Regions from separate parts of the Homo sapiens genome. Here all the other regions are linked to region 1. A link is a loop called in an ENCODE intact Hi-C map of the cell type or tissue named here. Cell type or tissue: PC-3. All regions are shown on one strand. Region 1 overlaps C2CD2 (C2 calcium dependent domain containing 2). Region 2 overlaps UMODL1 (uromodulin like 1). Region 3 overlaps LOC107985502 (a long non-coding RNA gene). Region 4 overlaps UMODL1 (uromodulin like 1).

Region 1 (5,000 bases):
CTGTTGAGTTACTTGAGTTGTTTATTTATTTTGGATATTAACCGCTTATCAGATAAATGGCTTGTAAATATGGGATTCCATTCCGTAGGTTGTCTCTTCACTCCGTTGATGGTTCCTTGGATGTGCAGAGTTTTTAGTTTTGGTGCAGTCCCATTTGTCTGTTTTTGTTTTTGTTGCCTGTGTTTTGGGGATCATACCAAAAAAAAATCATTGCCCAATCCAGTGTCTTAAAGCTTTCCTTCTATGTTTTTTTTTCTAGTAGTTTTATAGTTTCTGGTCTCACATTTAAGTTTTTCATGCATTTTGAGTTGATTTTTATATATGTGTGAGATAAGGGTCTAATTTCATTCTTCTGCACGTGGATAGCCAGTTTTCCCAGCACCATTCAAGGTGTCAGGACTTTTTTTTTGAGACAGAGTCTTGCTCTGTTACCCAGGCTGGAGCGCGACCTTGGCTTACTGCAACCTCTGCCTCCCAGGTTCAAGTGATTCTCCTGCCTCAGCCTCCCGAGTAGCTGGGATTACAGGTGTGCACCACCACGCCCTGTGAATTTTTGTATTTTTAGTAGAGACGGGGTTTCACCATGTTGGCCAGGCTGATCCACTTGATCCACCCACCTCGGCCTCCCAAAGTGCTGGGATTACAGACATGATCTACCGCGCCCGGCCCTCAGTGTCAGAACTTTTCTGGCTGTGGGGGTCAGGCTTCAGCAAGCACAGACGGGCATGCTGCAGTTTGCAGATACTCCCACACTCTGGCAAGTTCAGACCTCAGGCTGCCATGGTTCCATTCTGTCTCAAACATAGGAATTCCGCTATTATCATAAAATCAATACGAGTTCATTGATGAAAACTTGAAAGACACAGAAGAATATTTAATAAAAACACACAGTAGTTGCATGAACTGGTGATTAGCTCTGTTCATGTGTTGGTGTGCATTGCCAGTCTTTTGCTTCTGCATTTATTTTTTGCTACAATTTACACTATATTCCATTTATATTCTTTCCCCCATGTTACTAAAATTCCCCTAAAATTCTAATGAATGAACACATAAGAGTCAAGGCTGGCCAGCGCGGTGGCTCATACCTGTAATCCCAGCACTTTGGAAGGCCAGGGCAGGTGGATCACGAGGTCAGGAGTTCGAGACCAGCCTGGCCAACATGGTGAAACCCCGTCTCTACTAAAAATACAAAAATTAGCCGAGCATGGTGGTGCACGCCTGTAATCCCAGCTACTTGGGAGGCTGAGGCAGGAGAATTGCTTGAACCTGGGAGGTGGAGGTTGCAGTGAGCCAAGATGGTGCCACTGCACTTCAGCCTGAGCGACAAAGCCAGACTCTACTCGGGAAAAACAGAAAAAACAAACAAACAGACAAACAAACAAGCAAAAAAAAAAAACGAGGCAAGGCTGTGAAGCAGCAGCCGTGTTGTCCTGGTTAGGAGCATGGTTCCTTGCTCCGTTCTTTCTCTTCCTCTGTGTGGCTCGGCTTCTCACCTGTAAAGGTAGAGGATACTGTCCACCCCCTAGACGGGCTATGAGGATGGAGTGAGTTACCACAGGTACAGCACATGGAGCAATGCCAAGCCTGTGCGGGGCTCAATATTTTCTCCTACCTCTGTTGTTATTTTTGCTCATGTGTTTATTTCCTCACTGTTCCTAGAAGTAGAAGAGTAGAGGTACTTGAGAAAGAGTACGTGCATTTTGAAGGATGTTGATACATATTGTCAGAAAAGCAACCTTAGGAAGTGGACTAGCACATGTTTCAGGATCTTGATACATAGTGTCAGAAAAGCAGCCTTAGGAAGTGGACTGTTTTTTATTTTTTGAGACAGGGTTTCACTCTGTCGCCTAGGCTGGAGTGTACTGGCACAGACACTGCTCACTGCAGCCTCCACCTCCTGGGCTCAACAGTCCTCCTGCCTCAGCCTCCCCGGTAGCTGGGACTACGGACATGCAGCATCATGCCCGGCTAGTTTTTTTATTTTTTCTGTAGAAATGGGGTCTCACTTTGTAGCCCAGGTTGGTCTTGAACTCCTGGGCTCAAGTAATCCATCGTCTTCTGCCTCCCAAAGTGCTGAGATTATAGGTGTGAGCCACCTCACCTGGTGAAAGTGGATGATTAAATTGTATTTGTTTTGATATAATTACAGAAATAGTTCATGGTCATTAAAAAGTTAAAAATAAAAATGTCCAAACTTTTTTTTTTTTAACCATCTATCTCCTGCTGCCGCCTGCTGGGATGAGGCTGCTGTTAACAGTGTTCTCGGAAGCTTTTTCCTGCCGGAGGAAAAGCACACACACACGGACTCTTGTTTTGTTTTGCAACAATTTTCCACGTAGCTCTTGACTTTTATGTTTTTGTGGCCAAATGAGGAAAGGAGCCCTTGCCACTGCCTTGTCGTGGCTGTGGCTCACACTGTCCTTTGAGGTGGGGTGAGCCCACCAGTTGAGTAGACGGGTTCCCTCCCCTCCCCTCCCCTTTCACGGGGCTGTGAGTGCGGGAGGAGGAGCCTGGTCGCTCTTGCCAGCCTGGATCCTATGCATACCCACAAGGAGGAAGTCCTGTTGGGATCTGCCCGGGCTCCTGGGAAGGGTCAGTTGGGAGTAGAACACCCTCGGGTGCTTGGATTGTGTACATGGCCTTTTCCATTCTTGGATGAGCATCTTGGCCAAACATGACACATTTTTAGGGCACTGTTTTTGCAAAGGCATCCAGCCAGCTTAATCTCTTGTAAAATGTCCAGGGTGAGACACTGCTTAATGTTCGTGCGTTAAATAAAAATGATAAGACAGCAAGGCCTCTTTTTGTTAACACTGTTCGGTGAGTTCAGCCCTAGAACTGCCGTGTAGGGCAGCGGGTTCACAGTGGTGTTCCTCTTCTCTGGTATCTAAGCCACACACCCCCATGGTCTCCAAATTTACACCTAATTCCGTGTCTGCACCGCCTCGTGTTCCCTCAGCTGGGCATAATTCTTGAGAAGGAAAAAAAAAAACTGTAACAGAACTTGAGGACCTGTGACAAATAAGAGGTAGAAAAGAAACAGGAACTTCTCATTCCAGGGCATCGCCCCTCCCTTTCAAAGCTCACACTTTGGTGTCAGGTTGCCTCTTCCTATCTTTCTAACTCAGCCTTGACAAGGGACATGTGGTTGGCATTTGAGCCAAGACAGGGACAAGGCCGCCGGAACCCAGCCTGTCTGTTATGTAATGCCATCTCTGATCGGAAGGATAAGGCCGAGGACTGGCTGGCCTGAGCTCCCCACCTCCTCTCCGCCGACAAACCCCTGACTGGTGTTCCATCTGGAGTCTCCCTGTGGGTCCCTCTCCCAATGAAACTGGCTGCCGTGCCCACTGGATGCCTTTTTCTTGGACTTTCTCCTGCCACCCTGAAGGCCTCGGTGTGTCCAAGTCATCACCTTTGCAAATATCTGGTTCATCTGCAAAACCCTCTCTGCATAGTCTACACAGAGTGCGGTCTTCCAGAACTTGGAGCAGCTTGAGTCATCCCACAGGACCAACGATAGATAAGTGCAGAGTCCACACCCGGCCCAGCCGCGGCTGCGGCCAGGAGCAGTCTCAACTATGTTTACTCACAACACTTTGGACACCAAATGTGTGGGGGTTTTTCTCACACCGATTATCAGTTCTTCAACTCTGGTGCCAACTGGGTGTCCTACAGTTCAACTCCATTCTGACATTACTCAGACTTAACACAGATCCCAAAGGCCCAGGGCTAGGTCCCGCAAGACGGCCCCCACTTCAGACACCAGGCGTAAGCTCCGGGTTGCCCCCGTTCTTCTGACTATCTGTAGATGGCAGACTTCCCCAACCCACCCCACTGAGGTTCACATATTTTACTAGAGCGGCTCATAGCACAGAACTCAGGAAAACAGTTTACTAACTATTACTAGTTTATTGTGAAGGATATGACTCAGGATCGGCCACATCGAAGGGATGCTTAGGCGGGCGGAGGGGGAGGGCAGGGACTCCAGCAGCTTCATGCCCTGCCTGGACGAGCCACCCGCCCGGCACCTTGATGTATTCACCACCTTGGAAGCTCCCCAAACCCATCCTTTCAGGGTTTTTATGGAGGATTCATTCGCTAGGCATGATGGATTACATCATTGGCCATAGGTGATTGAATGCGACCTCTAGCCCCTCTGCCCTCCCTGGAGGTGGAGTGGTGGGATGCTGGAGGTGGGGTGGTGGGATGCTTGAGGTGGGGTGGTGGGATGCTGGAGGTGGGGAGGTGGGATGCTGGAGGTGGGGAGGTGGGATGCTGGAGGTGGGGTGGTGGGATGCTGGAGGTGGGGTGGTGGGATGCTGGAGGTGGGGTGGTGGGATGCTGGAGGTGGGGTGGTGGGATGCTGGAGGTGGGGTGGTGGGATGTTGGAGGTGGAGTGGTGGGATGTTGGAGGTGGGGTAGTGGGATGCTGGAGGTGGGGCTCAAAGTTTCTCAAGTGACCAGCCCCCATCCTGGTGCTATCTGGGGTCCCCCCCAACAGCCCTTTTGTCAGCATATAAAAGACACTTGGCCAGGCATGGTGGCTCACGCTTGTAATCCCAGCACTTTGGGAGGCTGAGGCAGGTGGATCACGAGGTCAGGGGATCAAGACCATCCTGGCCAACATGGTGAAACCCCGTCTCTACTAACATACAAAAAATTAGCTGGGCGTGGTGGCACGCGCCTGTAGTCCCAGCTGCTTGGGAGGCTGAGGCAGGGGAATTGCTTGAATCTGGGAAGCAGAGGTTGCAGTGAGCCGAGATTGCGCCACTGCACTCCAGCCTGGCGACAGAGCAAGACTCCGTCTCAAAAAAAAAAAAAAAGACACTCTTCTCAAAAGACGCTCTTATCTCTCGGGAGATTCCAAGGGTTTTCAGAGCTTTGTGCCAGGCATCAGGAACAAAGACCAAACACATATTTATCACAGGCAGCAGGCCCTGCAGGGCTGTGGCATTTTCCTAAGGGAATTCTCCTGGGTGCCTGCCTTGCAGGGTATC
Region 2 (5,000 bases), 160 kb before region 1:
ATTTTCTTTAGTGGCAAGAAAAGCAGAAATGCTTCAACTGAGGGTGGCCCAAAGCTTGGGACCTGAGATTGTGGGTGGCACCCCCGTCTCCAGGGTCACCAGAACCCTGGAATCAAAAAGACCCCCCACTCACTGCCTGGCCTTCTAACAACCACCCGGCTTCTTAAAGTCTGTTCCTTGGGAACATATGTCTCACTGAAAAAGGAAGGGCGGGCTACAATTTCTTTTCCAAAAAGTCTGCTAAAAGCACTGACTGTTCTATTTTTGTACAGTCAGGACACAGCCCCAAGCATTTTTTTAATCCACGTTGGTGGAGGATGGTGTGACAGCAAAACGCCCTGCAAACAGGAAAGTGGGGCGGCCACGAGCAGGCGCAGCAGCTATAACAGCAGCCCCCCAGCCCACACCCAGGGCTCCAACCTTGCCTCCTTGTTGCCATTCAGATATCAAACTTGACGCAGAGCGAGAGAGCACATGGGTGGGACAACAGATGGCCCACCCAGATTACAGGCCATTTAAAAACGCATTCTATAAGGAGTGCTTCTGAACGGAGCAGAGTTAAAATTAAAAGGGCACCCGTACTTATTTGAAAAGAACGCAGAGGAATGGTGTTTGGAAAGAAGTCTCACAGGGTACGGGGCTGGCAATGCATGCTTTACCTCTTTTAATAAGTATATTTACTCTTTAAATTAAGATGCCAGGGGGTTTTTGGATCACTGGATGGGGGACCTGCAAACCTGGCATTTCAAATGCTGTGAAGCCCTCCGAGGCATCTGCAGAAGCTGCCGTCAGTGACTTTTGCAACTAAGAGAGATTGCAAGCATTTGGGGTAAAAGAATCTCATCTAATCCAAAGAAATGCATTATCCCTGAGGACAATGTTCCCATCCAATATCTGTGTGGCCCTTTCTCCAGTGTGTTACCTTGAAGCATTTGGAATTGTCCATATTTGACCATGTTTGACCAATAAGGGCACCAATTTCTTATGGCTCAATTTTTTTTAATTGAGCTTCTACTATGCACCCAGCATCACCATAAACACTGAGGGAACAATGATGAGTTAAGGTCCACAGTGTCCAAGCTAACGCAGCATGCATTATAGCAGCGGTAGGAACTTGCAGGGAGCTATAAATTAACTCCCTGGTGTGAGCCCCCTGCAGTACTCCCTCCCATGACATCCATGTCACAAACCAGCCAAGCTATCAGCGACATGGTTACAGGTAATGTTTCCTGGGTACTGTGTGCACCAGCCATGTTATCCTATTTAGTCCTTACAGCAATCCCAGGTAATAAGTTCTTCTAGGATCCCCATTTTACAGAGGACAAAACTGAGGCCTAGAAAGGTCAAGTAGGTAGTAAATGGCAAAGCTGAACAATAGGAAATAGCAAAGTTCACTTGCCTTACTACTAAGCTTTCCTATCACCAGTAGCAGGCTGAATAATGAGCTTCAAAGATATCAAGTCCTAATCCCTGCAACCTACGACTGTGACCTTATTTGGAAAAGGAATCTTTGCAGATGTGATTCAGTGAAGTATCTTCAGATGGAAAGATAATCCTGGATTTCCCAGGTACACCCTAAATGCAATCACAAGTGTCCTTATAAAAGAGAATCGGGGGGATTTATACACAGACACACACACACACACAAAGGAGAAGGCGGTATGAAGCTGGAATAGAGAAAAAACAAAGATGTTGACCTTGAAGATGGAGTAGGGCTGGGCGTGGTGGCTCACATCTGTAATCCCAGAACTTTGGGAGGCCAAAGTGGGCGGATGGCTTGAGCCCAGGAGTTTGAAACCAGCCTGGGCAATATAGCAAGACCCTATCTTTACAAAAAACACAAACATTAGCCAGACGTAGTGATGTGTGCCTATAGTCCCAGCTACTTGGGGGGCTGAGCTAGGAGGATTAATTGAACCCAGGAGGTGGAGGCTGCAGTGAGCCGAGACTGTGCCACTGTACTTCAGCCTGAGTGACAGAGCAAGACCCTGTCTCAAAAAAAAAAAAAAAAAAAAAAACAGCAGAAGAAAACAAAGGAGTGATGCAGCCACAAGCCAAGGAATGCCGGCAGCCACCAGAGGGCAGAGAGGCAAGGAATGGATTCTCCCAGAGCCTCCTGGGAGCACAGCCCTGCTGGCAACCTGATTTAGGCCCAGTGGTAACTATTTCAAATTTCTGGTCCTCAGAACTGTGAGAGGATACATTTCTCTTGTTTGAAGCCACCCAGTTCATGGGCCTTTGTTAGGGAAACCCGGGAAACTTACATATCTACGAAATTTCACGGCAGCTGTTCCCGTGGCTGGACAGCACAGCTTGGAGAGTTTTCTTTGTGTTGTAAAACCAACCAACCAACTTCTAACGTGCTAAGGCCAATCTCTCTTTTGTTGGACAGACCTTGGGGTATTTTAAAACTGGAAATCTTCCTTCTACCCCCGACTCCTCTCTTCCAGGGTAGGCCCCTATAACTTGGTTTTTGGTTTTTCATTAGCCAGGACACCCTCCTTTGGTTACCCTTAAATGGGGACCCTTTTCAGTGTCCCCCTTAAATGTGGCCCTAGAAAATGATGCTCTTGACTCTGGGTTTGTATGACCCAAGGCCACGGCAATGCGGATAATCTAAACTTCAGGCCCCAGAGCCCTTGCTCCACAGCCCTCCCCAACCACAGCTAGGAACACAAGTTCAGAACTTTGCCTCTATCTGGGTAAAGCACCCTGGGTTCTCCACGTCTGACAGTCTGGCCCTTGTTTCTTCCCGGGCAGCCGTGACTCATCTCTGGTTCAGCAGGGAAGGTGCCGGGGATGCTGTTTCCCTTAGCAATATGCAATTGGAATTCACTCTAAACTGCTGATCTGGAAACACTGGATTAGTGTGTCCTGCCCTATTAGAAGTGAAGCTGGGGCCGCGCAGCCTCCCCTCTTTGTGTTTGGCGGTCGCTCGAGCGGCCCTGTATCCTGACGCAATCTGGCAGTTCACTGTGCCAAGCAACACGGCAGAGTGTGACTGCCAACAAACCTAACCGTAAATAGAATCTAATATTTTTCCGGATGACTGACCAGGGTAAAAATAACTATTTGGAAAATACCTGTTTTCCAACCTTCTGTGCTCACGAAAGGGACAGGATTCTCACCCTGGAAGCCACAGAGCAGGAATCTATAGACAGTTCTCTGCAGAGCTTAGTGGGGTGCCGTGGGATGTGGACGTGGCGCGAAGTTCTAAGTGGATCTCAAGGCCACGTGCTGCGGGGTACAGGAGTGTTCTCAGTGTTTTGCTGGCAGAGCTGGGCTGGAAATTTTTAATACCTGGAGACCCCGGGGATGACCACTGTGAAAACCTCTCTTTCCGTGATTGATCCAGGAAACGTTTGTGGAGTGCCTGCTCTTTGCGGGGCACCAGGGATTCATCTGCCAGTGGGTGGAGGGCAAGTCCGCTCTCCCCACACAGCCTCATTCTGATAGGAGGGGAACGTTCCTGGTGATGGGGGGAAGATCTGACCCTGGAGCCCGCCACATCCACAGCTGGCTCTGGGAACTGGTCCACTCCCCCAACCCCTCGCCCACAGGACAACGAGAAGAGCCAATCAGAACCTTAGGCTGAACACGGGGTCTCCTGCCTGCAATCCCAGCGCTTTGTGAGGCCAAGGAGGAAGGATCTCTTGAGGCTGGGAGCTTGAGAACAGCCTGGGCTACTCAGTGAGACCTCGTCTCTACAAAAAAATTTAAAAATGAGCCAGCTGTGGTGGCGCATGGCTGTGGTGGTGCATGCCTGTGGTCCCAGCTACTCCAGAGGCTGAGATTGGAGCCTGGGAGCTGGAGGCTGCAGTGACCGGCGATCACGCCACTGCACTCCAGCCTGGGTGACAGAGTAAGACCCTGTCTCTATAAAAAACAAACAATAAAATTAATTAAATAAATAAATAAACCAGAACCTTAGACTCCTTTTCCTAGTTGGGTTCTAGAACGCCAAATAAAATAATTCAACTCTTCTGGAGCTCTACCCAACTCTTGGTCCTAAGCACTCATGAAGGTTGGAAAGGGCATGGCGGTTTTCCTGAGTGCACTGGGACAAAAGGCAGCCCCCGAGGGCGGGGGAGAGCCCATCACACTCTCAGGCAGGTCCCCGCCAGAGGGCTCCTAGGGAAGACAGCCTTGGGACACAGCTGGTTCATGTGCGTCTTCAGAGGACCAGCCTTGGGATCTTATGCAAGAAAATCACCTTCGTCCCCCTCAATTTCCTCTTCTGAAAAAAAAAATGAGCTTAAGGAGAGTAGTTGCCTCTTGGGGTTAGTCTAAGAATTTAAACGAAGCAATACCCACAGAGTGCTCAGAGCAGAGCCCAGAGCGCGTGAAGTGCGGGCAACTGCCAGCTGTGGTGTTATTGTGAACAAAGGGATGGTCCTCAATGTTGAGTCCCTTTTAAGGAAAAAGAACATGCAAATTAAATGATTAACGAATTCAAATTGGATATAAAGAGATTCCCTGTAACCCCTGTCACAAGGTTACAGTTCCAGACTCTTGAAAGCAACAGAAGTGCTCCCGTGAGGGGAAAGAATATTATATGATTGCTTTAGAAAGCCACTAGTTTTCAACCACCAATAATTATCATGGTGAAAACCAGGCTTCTTCTTGGAAACTTTATACACATTATAGGAACTGAAGAAAGCAGCTTATAAAATTACACATGTAGCAGGATTTAAATAAGGTTTAAAAAAAAAAACAAAAAAACCCTCAACCCTGCGTTCAATAAGGTCAAAACCTGGAAAGGAACAGGGAATAGAAAGAGCCGGGATCAGCTTCGCCTGTCTTTTGAGAGACCCCCTGGGAGTCCACAGCCTCCTCCACATCAGGCTTTCCTTCCCTCAGCCTGTTCATAGTCAAGCTTCCCTGCAGGATTCTCGGCTATTCTCGCTTCTTTCTCTCCTCCAGCTGTCTTCCTAACCCGGGCTGCTGGCTGCTTCCCTTCTGCTCTCCTGAAGTCTGCACCGGATCCCCGTAGTTCCCAC
Region 3 (5,000 bases), 120 kb before region 1:
CAGAACCAGAATGCAACAGAAGCAGAGCCGAGCGGCAGCAGCTAAACCCACGAGCAGCAGCAGCTAAACCCAGGGTCCACGTCAGCCTGGGGTCAGAGGCCAAGTTCAAGCAACACAATTGGGGCCCTGCCTGGGGGACGCTAGGGCCACAAATCAGCATCAACCCAAAAGGGGAGAACCAATATTGACCCATTCAGCGCCAATCCAAATACTCATTCCAATCAGTGCCAATTCAAACACTCATCCCACTCAGCGCCAATTCAAATTCTCATTCCTCCCTGCTGCCCTTCAGTCCTCGGCCCACTGCCATCCCACTTCCCGACACCTAAAACAGCACTTCGCTGTCGCTTCTCTGAGGTCATTGGTCCCTTTATTCTGTGACAATGTGAGTGAAGGTCTCCCCTGCCCTGATAGGTGATGGGCAGCACAAAGGGAGGAGTCAGGGCCTGGCGCGGTGACCCACGCCTGTAATCCCAGTGCTTTAGGAGGCTGAGGCAGGAGGATCACTTCACACCAAGAGCTTGAGATCAGCGTGGGCAACATAGTGAGACCCCTGTCTCTACAAAACAATACAAAAGAAAAAATTTGCCAGGCGTGGTGGTGTGTGCCTGTAGACCCAGCTATGCGGGAGGCTGAGGCAGGAGGATCACTTGGGCCCAGGAGGTCTAAGCTACAATGAGCCTTGTTCAGGTCACTGCACTCCAGCCTGGGCAGCAGAACCAGGCCCTATCTCGAAAACAAAAACAAAACAAAACAAAAACAAAAGGAGGAATCAGGACCTAAGACTACTTCCTCCTGGGGCCCAGCCCATGTCTGGCATACAGTAGGTACTCAATAAGTGCTTGTTGAATGGCCTGGGGTCAGCCCACATACACATTAGGGTAGGACCAGGAAGCAGCAGGCAGAAGAGGGCTCCCCACAGCCGCTCATCGCTCCCAACTCCCGGGCGTGCATATTATTTTAAGGACCTCTTCTATGGTCTCACAGACCCACAGCCGTGCTTCCCAGAATAGCCGTGACCAGCAGCAAAACACTTCATTCCGACATTCAAGGCTCAGACGGGTCGCATGTTCTTTCCCGTGGAGATCACAAACCAGGAAAGTCACTTTTTCAGCAGCTCTCTTCATCTGCCTCCTGCCAAGGGAATCCAGGAGTGTGAGGAAGTCACTCCCAGCTGAGAAACTGATGCCCTCTGATGCCCTTGGTCTTGGTAATATATTTAAATGCCATGTGATTATATAGTTACAATTCTTAGAAGGGTGGTGGTTCCCTCTAAAGCTGGCCATTTTACAAACCACTGACCTAGAAAAAGACTCTCACTATTGCACTGTAAAGATGAGGAGGGACTCAGAAGCTGACGGCCATTCATCCTCCCGGCTGCTCCACATTTCCAGGCGTGCAGAATGCTCAGTCGTTGCAAGAACCATGATGCAGGGCTGGCACTGCACAGGGACTCTTTCATGGAGGGTAGGGAGACCCACCAGAAAATCCTGGCCGGGAATTCAAATACATAACCCAGACATAACATGTTGCAGAAATCGCTGGCAGAAACCCAGCCCTGTGGCAAGACAATGCCTTCTTAGCATGCTGGCAGGCGAGGTGACCGCAGTCACTCAGGGGTTTGGTAGAGGTCCTAAAAACTTGGAGTTTCCTTTCAGATGAGTAACTTCTTTTCCATTTTCCAAAGGTTAGGAGGTTTTTGTTAAGAAATACATTTGAAGTGACGTTAGGAAAAACATACCCTTTCCGAAAACCCCAAAGAATGTGAAGAAAGTCCATCCGCATTCAGCACTCAGTGGCTTTCCTGGGGAAGGGCGGGCGTGGGCCCCCGTGCTAACATTTGCATAGTAAATGAGGGAATGTTTACCAAGCAGTGTTCAGTGGTTTGAGGCTTGTATAAATAAAAGATAAACAGATGAGGAAGCCCAAGTGGAAAGACCGGTTTGGAACGTCTCACTGACTGACTGGTGGAGCCATTGGGAGCGTTTTTCCATCCCAGAAGGAAAAAGGGAGAGCAGCATTTCCAGCCAGACTTCCAGAGAGTCTGCGGAACTCGTTAGGGAGGAGAGATCTGTGCGGTGTCTGGGGAAACCGCCTCGTGTAAGGGTCTCAACAGAGTGTTTGAAGGGAAAAAGAATAAGCTGTGAGGGGGTAGGACACACCCTGAGAAGGAAGAGATACAAAGATATGTTCGAATGGTGTCTCCTCAAAATTCATGTCCACCCAGAATCTTAGGATGGGACCTTATTTGGAAAGGGCTGTTGCAGATGTAAGGTCAGAGATGAGATCATCCTGCCCTAGCATTGCCCCGAATCCAGGGACAGCGTCCTTCTAAGTGACAGAAAAGGACTCCGAGGAGGCAGAGGTTGGAGAGATGTGGCTGTGAGCCAAGGCGCACCACGGTTTGCCGGTAACACCTGCAGCTGGAAGATGTAAGGAGGGTGTCTCCTCAAGAGCTTCCAGAGGAGAAGCACTCTCACTAAGAATGAGATCTGTTTGCTCACGAATGCTGACGCCTCTGAGATCTGTTTGCTCACGAACACTGATGCCTCTGAGATCTGTTTGCTCACGAACGCTGACAACTCTGGATGCTAGACTGGGTACAGATATTTAATGGGATTTGCCCTCAAGATCGCCCAAACTCTTTTGAGAAAATCGGATGAGGACATTGTCGGGCTGGCTTGTGGTGAGGACAGAGGTTGGAGATAAGGTGTTCTGAAACCGTGACTTGACTTGTAAGTTGAAGTAGGCCCTTCTTGTTTGGCCTATCCTTCCCGTGGTCTATTAGACGAAATGGAGGGACAGCACTTAATCAATCAATTCCAGGAGGGAGGCAGATGACCCGGGGGAGGGAATAGGACCAGAGATACCCGGCAAAGTTCTGCTTGGCCATCATAGCTTTACAGGTGTCAACCAGCCATGTGACCTGCATGACCTCCATGTCTACCTGTGAAGTCTGGGCTACAGGCGCACCCTCCAGGGACTTCCAGAACCCAAACCCAGTGATGTAAGAGGCAAAATAATTTCAAGTCTCCTTTCATCTATTTTTATAAAGTAGAAATAAAATGGCCTTTTGGTCAACCAATCTGTCCTCTTGGAAATACCCTTTCTTGGAAGAAAGAAACACAGGGAGGGAAACACCGAGAGTGATGGTGTCTCCTGGAGGTCGGGCTGTCTTCCTGCACTTCCGTTCTGTTCTTCACATTCGGCACCCCACACCCCCCACCACCTTTAATCCTGGTCCAACTCTGGGTCTGGGTCCTGCAGACGGTTCCCAGCCCCTGCGTCTTGGAGTTCCGGCAGAGAATTTCTGTGACTTTGCCCTCCTACTGTATCCCCATCTATTGCTGAGAACCCCCCAAAATGAGACCTTCTGACTGCCTGCAGCCCAAAACCCCAGTGAATCAGGAGAGGGAGCAGGCGGCATGCCTCCCACCGCCGCATCTCACCTGCTCAGCCCTGCATTCCTCATGTATGGAAAGTCCTGGGGAATGAGGTCCTGCGCGACTTCCTGCTCCAGCACATTTCAAGGTTGTGCTTGTGGTATAATGGACACCCTCTGCCCAGAAGCAAGCAGGGAGAGACCCCAGATGGGCTGTGAAGTAGGCACTAAGGTTTCACTCCACTGTTTCTTGGAGGGCGTCCTCCTTCCTCCTCCTCCCTGCTATTCCGTGGGGTCTGGTTGCCAGGCTCACAATGCCCACCCACCCCACCATTCTTCCCACCCAGGGAGCCAGAACCACCCACGTGTGCATGTCGAGCTGGGTCGGGGGCACAGCAAGGCTTGCTCCACCATCTGCAGCCTGTCATACCTCCTGTCCACCCAAAGGCCACTCCTAATCCTCCCTCCACTCTGGTTAACACCAGCTAAAATGCAGGTCCTCCTCGCCCTGGATTCGGCTACACCACTGATGAACAACACACAGGCAGAGGAAAGTGTTTGGAGGTCTTTCACAGGGAAGCAATTCATGTTTATTTGGTAGAGCCAAAAATTCAACAAGGGAGTAAAGAAGTTCCTCCAAGGTGGGTTTTGCTCAGGACAGGCAGACATTTCTTGTGGCTAGAAGTGAGTGGCAACAGGTCCTCCGGCAGTGATGAGCTACCTGGCCTCAGGAGCATTCAAGTAGACCGAAGGCCATGGGAGGTTCCAGAAGCTGGAGCAACAGGCCAGGCTTGGATCATTGTGAAGGCCTTGCTGGGGCAGCAGGTGTACACTCTGCTACATGAGAGAAGTCCCTGAGGGGAGAAGTGAGTTTGTCCAAGGAGTAGGAGAGAAGCTTCAGGGACAGAGGACAGCAACAGTATACTCTGAACTTGGATCGCTTGAGAACATTCAAAGGCCAAAGCCATCCTCTTACTGCCACCTCTGCTTTCAGGAAGAAGGGGCTGTGTGGGCCCAGAACCGGGTCTGAGAGAGAGGCTGGGCCTGTTTGACATCACACACCTCCACTCCTGCTGGAGAAGGGAGCCAAGGTGGGCTGAGACATTCCCAGACTCAGTGCCCACAGCTCCATCCATCTGGAAGACTTTGGGTCAAATCCATAAAGAACGTGAGAGGGGCCGGGGAGCCAGCCCAGGATGACTGAAAGTGCAGTGAGTTCTCTGTCTGAGCCTCCAAGGGTCTTCTGCCTGGGCGTTCTCTGCACCACAGGCAGGAGTGGCCATCTCTTGGAGGTTTTCTAAGGGCTGAGCGAGAGACAGAAGCAAGGAGTTTCCATACAAGCCTCCAACACCTGAGGAAGAATTGGAATAACTGCCGGTGGAGCTGCAGGGTCCCAGGGGAGAAGCCCAGGCTCTGAGTCCACAGGGACTGAGACCTTTGCTTATCAACTCGGCAACCTCAGGCAACGATGCTTCCTGGGCCTCAGTTTACTTGTCTGTGGGGAATTGACACACTAGGTAAAGTGGGGCTGTTAGGAGGCACTGAGCATGTTAGTTCTTGTTCCTACATCCCCAGGGCAAGACTTCCTCCCAAGGGAGGTGATCCAATGACAAACTCA
Region 4 (5,000 bases), 180 kb before region 1:
GCCCTCAGGCCATTTGCCTTTCGCCATGATGCTGGGTTGATTGTTGACAGCAAAACAGGTTTACTGCAGAACATGGATAAGAACCAGAAAAGCGTGGCCAGGGGCAAGTTAGCATGTGGACGTATTTCCTTCCAGCCTTTTAAAATGCAGGCATGCTCTGAGAGCATAGCTTGCCTCTGCCACCAACTAGCTCCATGCAAATCCACAAACCGCTATTCTCATCATTGCATAACAGCCCGGGGCGGGGACACCTGGTAACTTAGCACCTTCTTTGTTACTGGATGATTGGTGATTTCCAACTCTTTGGCTTTTAAAGTAACACTGAAGATGAACATCTTTGTATTTAAACTACGGTCCAAACAGATCAAATTCCTTAGGACAAAGTCGTAGAGCTGATATTTCAGAATCCAAGTGGATGGCCACTTTGAAAGCGTTTGATTTATGTCACCAAACTGGTTTCCAGGAAGCATGAGCAAATCCTTCTGCCACCAGCAATCTGTGCAAACACCTGCCTCACTACACTTTCACCAGTATTCATGTCAGCAGTAAAGAGACCTTTTGTTTGCAATTTGATGGGCAAACAGTGCAATGCATTCTAATGGGGATGTCTTGGGTTACCACATCTTTGTTAGTCATTCATATTTCTTCTTTTATACCTTGTCTGTGTAGAGCTTTCGTGCATTTATCCATCAGGTTCTTAATATTTATCTATTTGTATGATCTCTCTATATATTTGGGATACTAACACTTCACCAAATTATTGAAAAATTTTTTGTTTACTTTGCGTTAAAATGGTGCCTTTATTTTGATTTATCTCTGCATGCAGTCAGCATCTCATCGTTTTCCTCTAAAAATCGTATTTTCTTTAGGAAGTCCTTCTTATTCTAAAAATCAAAAAATTAATATGAATCTCCAATTTTTAAAAAGTCTTTTGTTTCTGATACATGTAACTATAAGCCATTCATCATTTATGTTCAAGTATGATAGGAGAAAAGAATCTGAATTGTCTTTTTCTCCCTGCTTTTCTCGTTAATTATCTTTACTGGGATCTCCTTGGGAACTATGCTTGGGGGAGAGTCTGGCTGCAGAGAGGGATGCATCTGCCCTCAGCCCATGGAAACAAGCAGCGAGGGGGCAGTCGACCCGGAAAGAAAGCAGCACCCCTGGGGATCTGCAGGTTCACCCAAAGATGTTTTCAACACTTCAACCTTTACACAATTATAATCACAATAAGAGGGACAGACAGGGTCCTATCTATTTCACATCTTCATCTAATTCTGGGGGAAGAAGGACCACATGGGCACAACACGACATCTTTCAAAAGCGAAGGGTGGTGGCTGCCCTCTGGCTGCCTCTGGTTCCAGAACACGGGAGAGGCTCCATCCCAGCCTCTCGTACCCTGTATGAAGGTGTCGCCTCTGATCACCTCCAGCAGAGGCACGGTCTGGAAGGCGGTGAGAAATGCAGCTGACACCTCCTGGACATCCACATCTGCGATTATCAGCAAGTGAAACTCCACCACGATGCTGCCGTTGGTGACGCTGACGACTTCCATCCTGACCCCACCAGCGTCCATGTGCTGACACATGGTGGCTGGCAGGGAGCCCCGCACCTGCGGGGAAAGAGGCCATGTGAGGAGGTCCCCACGCTGAGAGGAAACAGATGCCCGTCTCAAGGCGGTTCCTCCTGCCAGTCTGCCCAGCAGCAGGGCTGGCCCGTGGCACAAAGTAAAAGCCACAGGTTGGTTCTGGGCCCCTTTCCTGTCTGCTGTGTTTTCAAGCCCAGCACAAACGCCTGGGAGTGTCTGTGATATGAGAAGAGCCCTTGTTTCCCCCCCCAAACCAGTAAACGGCTTCAGAAAGATGCCTGTGGGGCGAGGGTGGGACTTGGGGGCACAGGCAGAGACCCTACCTCATGGGGCTTAAAATTTGCTGGGGGCTCACAAGGGCTTCTAGAACCTAATACTCCTGGTTTGCAGCCACCGAGGGCAGGGGGCTGAGTGCAGGGTCGTGGGGAGGGAGACCACTTCCCGCTGCCTTCTCTGGAACAGCTCTTTTGCTCCTGGCACTGCAGAACATGTCCCCTTTCATTCTTCCTCCCTACCTCTCCCCAGACTGCTTCCTGTGAGCATTTCCAACTTCCCCATTAGGACAGGGGGTTCCTGCCCCCGAACGCCCTGCTTTCTACTCTGTCTCTTTGGACACAGTCACACACCACACGCTATATGATTGATTCCATGCTAACCCATCATGGTCAAAGCACTCAGAAAGGCAAACAATCTTATAATGAGCTTCAATCATCCTCAGTGCAAACCTCCTATGGGTACTTCCAGGGTTTGTCCTCACAGGTGCGATGGCTCAAGGCCTGGGTCATGGACTCACTTCCCGGCTTCTGGGCCACCAAGGTGAACAGATCCATTGTCCCTCTCAGAGCCTGTGGACCCCAGGGAGACCACAGCTGCCCTTGGTTGGCTCAGTAGATGACTGTTGTCGTGACCATCTTCACAATCAGTTCTTCCCTCTCTCTTTCTCTCAGAGGAATCTGGCATAGTCTTGGATTAATGTGACTTTTAGCTGCATTTCAAACCAACCTCTAAGCAAACTTCCAGGCCCCTTGCTAGGAAGTGGTGAAGAGCCAGGGACCAAGCCATGCAGCCAACACCTCCTGACATCCACGTCTGCGGTTATCAGCAAGTGAAACCCCCGAAATTTCTCTTAACATCCTACTTCTGTGATTAAGTTGTATAATTATTTGCTGTCCTGAAATTCTAGGCAAACAGAAAAACAACACCCCAAAAATGGGCAAAGGAAGAAATGGTTCAAAGAGGAAAGATTAATCAAGAAACTCGGGAAGGAAACGGAGCTGCCTCTTTTGACCACTCGAGCCAGGTGGAAGGATTCAGTGTTTGTTGTTTAATATTCTAACTACTATTTAACCTTATCAATGAAATCACATTATTAATCAAACCGTCAACAACTGTTGAATGCACAAACCAGGAGCAGGGAATGAGCTAGGCCGTTCCCAAAGGCTGTCGAATCTTCTCATCTGTGGGGGAAGCGCTGGGGTTTGCAGCCCTGCTACGGTATTACCACGACAGGCCACTAGGTGGCAATGTCAAACCCTCTCTGTGCTGAGCTCAGACTCAGGAAATCTACAATGTGAGATTCCGTGCAAACAAAATCACTAGATTATGACAAGGGCACTCCCTATACCTCAAAAAGTCCACAAGAAGGCATGTCACTAAATGGTAACAGATAGCATCCTGGAGAATGCTGAGGGGATGGCAGGGAGGAATGCAGGAAAGAGCAGGAAAAGAACTTTCTCTGAGGCAGGGGCATTGCAGCACTATTTATAACAGACAGAAGGCGGGAGCCGCCCAGTGCGCTCGGTGAATGAATGGATGAGACTGCATGGGTTATGCCCCAGCCATAACAAGGAATCCAGTGCTGACACATGCTGCCACGTGGATGAAACCAGAAAACCTCATTTTAACTGAAAGAAGCCAGACACAAAAAGTCACATATTGTATGATTCTGTTTCTGTGAAATGTCCACAATGGGCAAATCTATAGAGACAAAAAGCAGATAAGTGATTACCAGGAGCTGGAGGAAGTGGCGAGAGGGAGTGACTTTTTTTTTTCTGTTTTTGAGATGGGGTCTTGCTCTGTCACCTAGGCTGGAGTGCAGTGGCAAGATCTCAGCTCACTGCAACCTCTGCCTCCTGGTTTCAAGCGATTCTCCTGCCTCAGCCTCCTGAGTACCTCGGATTACAGGCACCCGCCACCACATCCGGCTAATTTTTGTATTTTTAGTAGAGATGGGGTTTCGCCATGTTGGCCAGGCTAGTCTAGAACTCCTGACCTCAGGCGATCCACCCACCTCAGCCTCCCAAAGTGCTAGGATTATAGACATGAGCCACCATGCCCAGCTGCGAGTGACTTCTAATGGGTATAAGGTTTCTTTTTGGGTGATGAAAATGTTCTGGAATTAGTAGTGATGGTTGCACAATTTTGCAAAATAGTCTAAACCACTGAATTGTACAGTTTAAAAGTAGATTTTATGGTCTGTGAAATAAATCTCATTTTTTACAGGTTTAAAAAAAAAAAACCGTGGAGGGACTTTCTGCTTCATAGGTTCCACAACTGAAAAACAGGTTTCACTGGACAGAAAGTGAAGTGTGAAGTAAGGATGCAGCAGAGGAAGAGTTGTGCCTCCTGTCTGCTAACCGTGTCTTCGCCGGGGCAGATCCAGGGACACTCAGGGAGTCAGGCCAGAGCTTAACGTCCTGGCTTCCTTCAGAAATGAGGAGCTCATAGGACCTATAGGTCAAATTCCTAGTTGGATGAGACTAGAATTCTTTTTTTTTTTTTCCCACAGGGTTTCACTCTGTTGTCCAGGCTAGAGTGCAGTGGCACGATCTCGGCTTACTGCAACCTCTGCCTCCTGGGTTCAAGAGATTCTCCTGCCTTAGCCTGCTGAGTAGCTGAGGTCACAAACATGCGCCACCATGACAGGCTCATTTTTTGTATTTTTTTTTTTTTTTTTTTTTTTGGTGGAGATGGGGTTTTGCCATGTTGCCCAGGCTGGTCTTGAACTCCTGAGCTCAGGCAATCTGCCCGCCTCTGCCTCCCAAAGTGCTAGGATTACAGGGGTGAGCCACCGTGCCTAACCTAGAATTCTATCAGCCTTCCACCCTTTCCCTCCTGAAAGGAATTAAGGGCTGATATCACCAACTCACCATCCTGAAGAATAGTTCTAGGAAATCTCGATACTCCTGGCTGCTTGCGTTGCGAAAGGATTCTGAGTACCTGACATTTTTGATTCTGACCTTTCCAATGAGCTTCCGGGCTGCTGCAGGATGGAGGATAAGCACATTTGGAATTGGTGCTGTATTAGATAACAGACTAACATTTCAATATTAATAAATGTATTTTCATGTCCAGGAAGAGCATCACACCAAAGCCAACCCGTGTTCTAGAAAGAAGGAATAGTGCCAGGGCT

What was found. A loop is a pair of places that touch in the nucleus more often than their neighbours do. Peaks named below come from ENCODE experiments on the same cell type or tissue, not always from the same donor. Only the 100,000 strongest peaks of a DNase experiment are listed, where the experiment ranks them.
Region 2: it touches region 1 in a loop (5-fold over the local background); 11 of 110 quality-filtered maps call a loop at or near these places.
Region 3: a loop joins it to region 1, with 5 times the contacts of the local background. A loop is called at or near these places in 11 of 110 quality-filtered maps.
Region 4: a loop joins it to region 1, with 7 times the contacts of the local background. A loop is called at or near these places in 31 of 110 quality-filtered maps.

Annotation. Positions count from the first base shown.
Region 1 is chr21:41,931,253-41,936,252 of GRCh38, reverse strand. The region is part of intron 2 of C2CD2 (C2 calcium dependent domain containing 2); the gene reads left to right. Among named protein-coding and RNA genes, the nearest start is that of SNORA91, 15 kb to the left of the region's middle. In PC-3, CTCF peaks have their summits at 2,243 (motif pointing left), 3,604 and 3,803; DNase peaks (open chromatin) are centred at 2,622, 3,132, 3,512, 3,952 and 1 weaker place; H3K4me3 peaks cover 2,403 bases; H3K27ac peaks cover 3,139 bases.
Region 2 is chr21:42,092,108-42,097,107 of GRCh38, reverse strand. All of the region lies in intron 6 of UMODL1 (uromodulin like 1), which reads right to left. Among named protein-coding and RNA genes, the nearest start is that of UMODL1-AS1, 14 kb to the left of the region's middle. RefSeq lists an enhancer at 3,226-3,731. In PC-3, a CTCF peak has its summit at 2,108 (motif pointing right); a DNase peak (open chromatin) is centred at 2,837; H3K4me3 peaks cover 1,052 bases; H3K27ac peaks cover 2,120 bases.
Region 3 is chr21:42,054,069-42,059,068 of GRCh38, reverse strand. It overlaps LOC107985502 (a long non-coding RNA gene), which reads right to left. Exons shown (of 2, transcript XR_001755063.3): 2 at 3,940-5,000. Among named protein-coding and RNA genes, the nearest start is that of UMODL1, 15 kb to the left of the region's middle. In PC-3, no CTCF peak of the experiment used is centred here; DNase peaks (open chromatin) are centred at 1,628 and 1,908; H3K4me3 peaks cover 1,915 bases; H3K27ac peaks cover 2,199 bases.
Region 4 is chr21:42,115,723-42,120,722 of GRCh38, reverse strand. UMODL1 (uromodulin like 1) reads right to left here. Exons shown (of 23, transcript NM_001004416.3): 14 at 4,738-4,850; 15 at 1,399-1,612. Among named protein-coding and RNA genes, the nearest start is that of UMODL1-AS1, 9.7 kb to the right of the region's middle. RefSeq lists enhancers at 1-21, 9-714. In PC-3, CTCF peaks have their summits at 2,893 and 3,099 (motif pointing right); DNase peaks (open chromatin) are centred at 522 and 3,142; H3K4me3 peaks cover 757 bases; H3K27ac peaks cover 2,235 bases.